2 separate regions of the Mus musculus genome follow, and region 2 is linked to region 1. Evidence: chromatin loops called from intact Hi-C (ENCODE). Cell type or tissue: left cerebral cortex. All regions are shown on one strand. Links, peaks and the distances in the headings refer to the core of each region. The heading gives the core; the rest is flanking DNA.

Region 1 (2,914 bases), core at 304-2,803:
CTAACATTTCCTCAATGCAGTTCATTGCTCTGCCTCTTCTTGTGTTTCTTAGGAGAACAGTGGAGGGCCATTCATTCAGACTCTTGAGCTCAAAGGCTGGCAGTCAGCCTGGGCTCCTCTCTGTTCCTCCTCCCTCACTTCCCAGTCACCTCCTTCAGAGTTGTTTCTTGTTTTATAATACAGCACCCCGCTTTCATCCTGTTGCCTCTTGACCAGTTTAGTGCGGATGCTCCTAACAGTGGGGTCTGACACGTCTCATTGCGAGTCTGGACTCTGTCCCTCATGCCGCCTGACTCTTGCAGGCTACTTCGCATCCAAGCCTTGGGACTATAAAATGGACATGGCTCTGTCCAGCCATCAGGTTATTTTGAAGGGTAAAGTCCTGTACATACTCTCTGGTCCATAGTTATAACTTAATAAGTGTTCATTCTTATTGTTTTTATTATTGCTTCTTATGGCTACGGGGCAAATGAGATCAGGCCTGGGAAGAGCAGTCTGAGCCTGACATAGTTGTCGTGGAGGAAATGGCATTAGATTCTATTTTATGACCTCCGGTTCTTCTGTACCCTGGTGCTTCCTTTCAGATGGAAAACTGTCCCCCTCATTACCCTGCAGCTTGCCTCTGCTCGGAGGAGGGGTGTCTGTCCTCCGTCTGGCAGGCAAGCCCTTCCCCGGGTGCAGCCTGTGCTTCCTCTGCAGCCTCGCTCTGTACCTAGCTGACATTTCTCCCTCACTCCTCTTCCCCGCCTCGCTAGCCTTGATGTCCAGACTCGCTGTTCTCTCTGCCCTCTACTCTACAGCCACTTATGCCCCAAGGCAGTGCCCACTATGAAACTCAGTTTCCCAGGTCCTCCAGGCCTTCCTTCTTTGTGCCCTTCCGTATTTGTGTGGAGCCTGCGATGATGCTACTGAGCTCTCAGTTGCCTGCAGCAGTGACTGCTCCGTCCATTAGGCAACATGCTCCTTGAAGGAAGAACTGGTGGTCTAATCCTCTTCACAGTCCAGTGTTTGACACAGGTGGATGCTTGCCATCCAGTAACAATTCTGTAAATCATGGGCAGTAAATGGAAGAGGACACCAGTCCGAAAAAGACTTTCGTATGGTTTTTTTTTCTTTTTTCCTTGTTTTCAATTTTTATGGCATTTGTTTACTTGGTTGTGTGTATGTGTAGGTGCATGTATGCCACTGTGCACGTGTAGAGGTCAGAATCCAACTTGTGAGAGTATGTTTCCTCCTCAGGGTTTTGGGGATCAAACTCAGGTCATTGTCTTGCTGGCAAGTGCCTTTATCCACTGAATTATCTTGTCAGTCCCTATGCGTTTTTCAATTAATGGCATAGTTAGAATTAGCGTACATTTTGCCAAGTGTTGTATATTCAAAGGGCAGCATTAATGCAGGCATTTGACACCTGGGATTTTTGTAAAAAAAAACAAAAAAAAAGTCTTTTCAATCTGTTTGTAGAACTTGATGGGGGAAGACATCAGCTTGGGTAGGCTTCTCTTTGGGATGGAATATCTGGCATCGCTATAATCAGATCTGGGTCCCATCTGTGCAGAACATGGCACAGGCTACAGGCAGATGGCATCTTTGAGATGTCATTTACAGTTGTCATAGTGAACGAGCAGAAAGGAAGAACAAGAAAGGAAACCCTTTTCTAATCTCCACTTGGATGACACAGGCACCCCGAATAGGAAGGCTGTTTGCTTTATTGGCAATTGAGGGAGAAGATGAAGGGGGAAATACCTCTGCTCCCTCTGCACCAGCTGCTGAGTTACCGTCAGAAGGCTGTTTGAGGGAGCAGGGATGTTAAAAGTCCTGGACTTTAATGGGCAGCCACAGATGTGGCCAGTTATACTTGAAGTTTATCCAGTGATGGACTGACTGGAATCAGCATCACCCTTGCTAACCAAGGAGACGAAAGAACAAGGCCATTACTTTGTTTGTTTATTTGTTTGTTTGTCTGGGGTTTGTTTGTTTTTGGTTTTTCCTGCTGACAACTGTATTCTTTTTTTTTTAAACCACATTATTATGTTCTGAAGAGGAATATTGATGTAGAAACCTATGAATTTTTTTAGGCTTCATAGCTGATACTCTGATGTCTCTGTAGAAATTTGTGTTTTCTTCTCAGCCTCAATTTATTTTCCGTTACTAATATATGACTTGGATTTACTCAAAAAAACAAGTGTGGTGCGATGCAGACATGTGACCATTTCAGTAGTCCAGGTGAATCCAAAGCTGACCTTGGTTCTGTACAAGAGAATTATGTTAACCTACGGGTGTTTCCGGCCCAGGTTCCTTGTTCCTCATGGTGGCTAAATCTGTTCTTAGCCAATAAAAGGAGTATCAATGGTGTATCATTTCCTGAGGTAAAGAATTATTGAATTATCATTCTCATTTCTCCACCCTCCCCCTGTGTGTGTGTGTGTGTGTGTGTGTGTGTGTGTGTGTGTGTGTGTGTATGTGTGTGTGTGTGTGTGTGTAAGCCAGAGAGGTCAACTTTGGGTATTGTTCCACGGTAGCCATCTGTTTTGTTTTTTAACTTTAAAAAGTTTTATTATTTTTAATGATGTGTCTGTGTGCAGTGACTAGAGGTGCCTGTGTCAAATCCCTTGGAGCTGATCTTATAGGTGGTTGTGAACTGTTTGATGTGGGTGTGGGTGCTGGGAACCAAACTTGGGCTTTTGAAATGAGATCTCTCACTACTCTGATCTCACCTACTAGATGGGACAGGGATCTATCCATCAGTCTCCACTTTCCTAGTGTAAGCATATAATGCTAAGTCCAGTTCTGGGCCTCGCTCCAGCATCCCAGAGTAGATTCCAGTGGTATCTAGTGGCCCATCAAGCTGATTACAGTAAATAAATAAGTGAACAGGAAACAAATGAACATCGGGTCTGAGGCTCAGACACAACTC
Region 2 (2,914 bases), core at 168-2,667, 79 kb before region 1:
CATGTAAAAAACGCTAGCCAGCACTTCAGCACTTCCCTTGGGGGGTGTTGTAAATTGTAAAAACAAGAAAAAAAAAGCAAGAACATGACAATGGCTATGAGAAGGAACGTTTGTTAATGCCAGGTCTGAAATAATGCCAAGCAAGTCACCCTGTCCCACATCATCTAGGAATGTGTATGTTGGGTAGGCCAAATTGTTTTTTAAGTCACCGTGCATGTCGTGAATTACCGAACAAGAACCCTGAGTATTGACTTATGCGTTACAATTTTTTTTGCAAGCAGGGAACCCCACAAATACTGGTGTTGGCAAGACTATATATTGTTCAGCAGCTCCACAGATATGTGAATAAATGACTTTATACACGGATCTCCATTTTCTGTGTTAGAAACAAAGGGAAAAGACTATAAAGGGCTACCAGATAGACCCACCCAACATGACTGACTTCCACAGTGAGTTGAAGACTGAATAACATAGTGGAGTATTTGTCTCAAATCTGAACACTGAGAGCATCTACTTCCACAGTCAGGGTGAAGATCTCAAGTCACATCTTACTGATCCGTTTTCCTGCTGTCTGCCCCTTTCTCAGGTTCACCTTCTCCTCTACTCAAGAGATCTCGTTCTATCCCATCTATAAATCCTGTCATCTAGGTGTTACAGAGCAAGGCTGTAATGTGTTTGGTGGAGTGCCGGGGAGGACTCCTTGCATTGGTGGCACCAATGTAGATCTGGTGTAAGGATCTTACACCAGGGGCCTGGTTTAGCCTTCTGAACTTTGTCTTCTACTCTTGTCGCCTTTCTTCTCTGTCACATGAAGATAAAATCCCTCACCAAACCCAGCACCTTGACCTGGAACTTCCTACTTTCCAGAACTGTGAGAAAATGAAACATCTGCATTGCTCATGTCAGATACCCCACACTGTCCATCCCTGTATGCACTCTCCATCCCTCTATGCACTTTCCATCCCTGAAGCTCTTCTGGATTAGCCTACCAGTCTTTAAAATATGCTCAGGCTTCTCCCAGCTTAAAGCATAAACCTCCAGGCTCCCTTGCTGACTTCCTTGTTCTCCGTTGCTCTCTTTACCCTTCATAGGCCAAGCTTCTGAAAAGAATTTTTTTTGTTTTTTTTTTTTTTGATTGTTTTGTTTTATTTTCATCTCTTTAATTGAAGCCTCCTACTTTGTGTATGCACGTGTATGCATACGGAGGCCAGAAGAGGATGTCAGGAATCTTCCTCTATCACCTCCTACCTTATTTGTGTGTGTGTGTGTGTGTGTGTGTGTGTGTGTGTGTGTGTGTGTGTACTGTATGCATGTGTACTCATGTGTGCACATACAGACTCCAGAGGAGTGGTCAGCCATTCTCTCTCCACCTTTGTTACTTATTTGGAGCCCAGGGCTTTTACTGGACTTGTAGCCTGTGAGCTCTTGGAATCCACTGGTCTTCACATACCAATGCTGGAGGTTACAGGCACACATGACCATGCCTAGCTTTTTGCATAGGTGCTGGGGACTAGAACTCACATCCTCTTGCTTTCACAGTAAGCACTCTTATTCACTGAACCATTCCCTTGGCCCTTTAAATATTTTTTTGCTGTAGTATAATGATTCAAAAGTCAAAATTTGCTTTTAAAATTAAAGCCTGCAGTTGCCTTAAAACAGCACTTACTTTCATTTGTAGCTGCAGCCATATGGCGCCAAGCCCTTCACATGAGCAGCACTCCCTGGCTGTCATCTATCTGCCCAGTGCCACCTGGTTCTGCGGCTGCTGAACTAGCTCTCCTCCCACGTCAGCCACGTACCTGCCAGCCTAGCGCCTTACATTCAAATCTCTGTATTTTGTGTTGGGGAAAAAAAGAGTTTTCAAAATACAATCAAACTATTTTCTTGCTGTTCTTCAGTCTGAGCGTTGAATGTGCAGCCTGCTGACCCAATGACTAAGAATCCCTGTGCCCAGTAATAAACATTCAGAGAAATGGTTAAGTCCCCCTTTGTTAGATAAGTCATTTACCCAGCCAGCCTTTCTGTGTTGACCCTGTTAACGTCTCCAGCAGTATGGACAGTGAGAATGTAAACAAACATTGCAATTGTGGCGTCAGAGTGGCAAGTGACCTTTTTGAAATTTCCAGCTGTGGAAATGTCACTGTTTCTCTTTTCGTTTGTGACTAAAATTTAATGTCATCTGCCAGAATCTGTCTTCTGATTACCAGCAACTGTATAAAGAACACAGCTACAAGTATCTGAATTTGCAGAGACCGTGGACCTATTTCAAGGGAGGTGATCTTTTGTTTAAGGTACTGTGGAGATGACACCAGGGAGGAAATAACCTTGGTGTGACCAGTACAGTCACACCCCAGGTGCTATTAGATGGAAAAGCATCTGACTATAAACTTGAGAAGTGTTTGGCCACGGATGCCTTCGCTCAGCATCTGTCAAGTAGCTAACGTGCTATGGACATTCTTGATGAAAACTTGAATAAGACACGGCACCCAGGTCCTGGCTAGTTGGGGCAAGATAAGTAAGCGGGCTCTCACAAGGTGTTAGAAGAACCGGGCTTATAGAACCTCAGAAAGGGAAGAAGCTCTGGTGGAGTCTAGAGAGGAGCTTAAAGAATCTACATGATGCTGATACAACAGTAAACTGTGGCTTACTGCCAATGAAAGCTTATTTCTGTGGGTGGGCATGGCCCCCACCCTCCACTTTGGACCAGTACCATGTAACTAATATCCGTGCCTCCAAGGCCTCCTGAACAGGGGGCAGAACAATGACCGTTTGGCGGTGGTACTGGTGTTTGCATAGTTTTGAGACAGAATCCTTACTATGCGGCCCAGGTCGGCCTTGGACTTAGATCCTTCTATCTCAGGTTGCAGAACGCTGAAATTACAGTCAGGTGCTACACCACTGGCCAGCTCCTTGA

What was found. A loop is a pair of places that touch in the nucleus more often than their neighbours do. Peaks named below come from ENCODE experiments on the same cell type or tissue, not always from the same donor. Only the 100,000 strongest peaks of a DNase experiment are listed, where the experiment ranks them.
Region 2: a loop joins it to region 1, with 4 times the contacts of the local background. A loop is called at or near these places in 7 of 42 quality-filtered maps.

Annotation. Positions count from the first base shown.
Region 1 is chr4:59,382,644-59,385,557 of GRCm38, reverse strand. All of the region lies in intron 6 of Susd1 (sushi domain containing 1), which reads left to right. Among named protein-coding and RNA genes, the nearest start is that of Susd1, 55 kb to the left of the region's middle. In left cerebral cortex, for the core only: no CTCF peak of the experiment used is centred there; DNase peaks (open chromatin) are centred at 813 and 1,569; H3K27ac peaks cover 1,165 bases.
Region 2 is chr4:59,461,511-59,464,424 of GRCm38, reverse strand. No RefSeq gene overlaps it. Among named protein-coding and RNA genes, the nearest start is that of Susd1, 24 kb to the right of the region's middle. In left cerebral cortex, for the core only: no CTCF peak of the experiment used is centred there; a DNase peak (open chromatin) is centred at 1,717.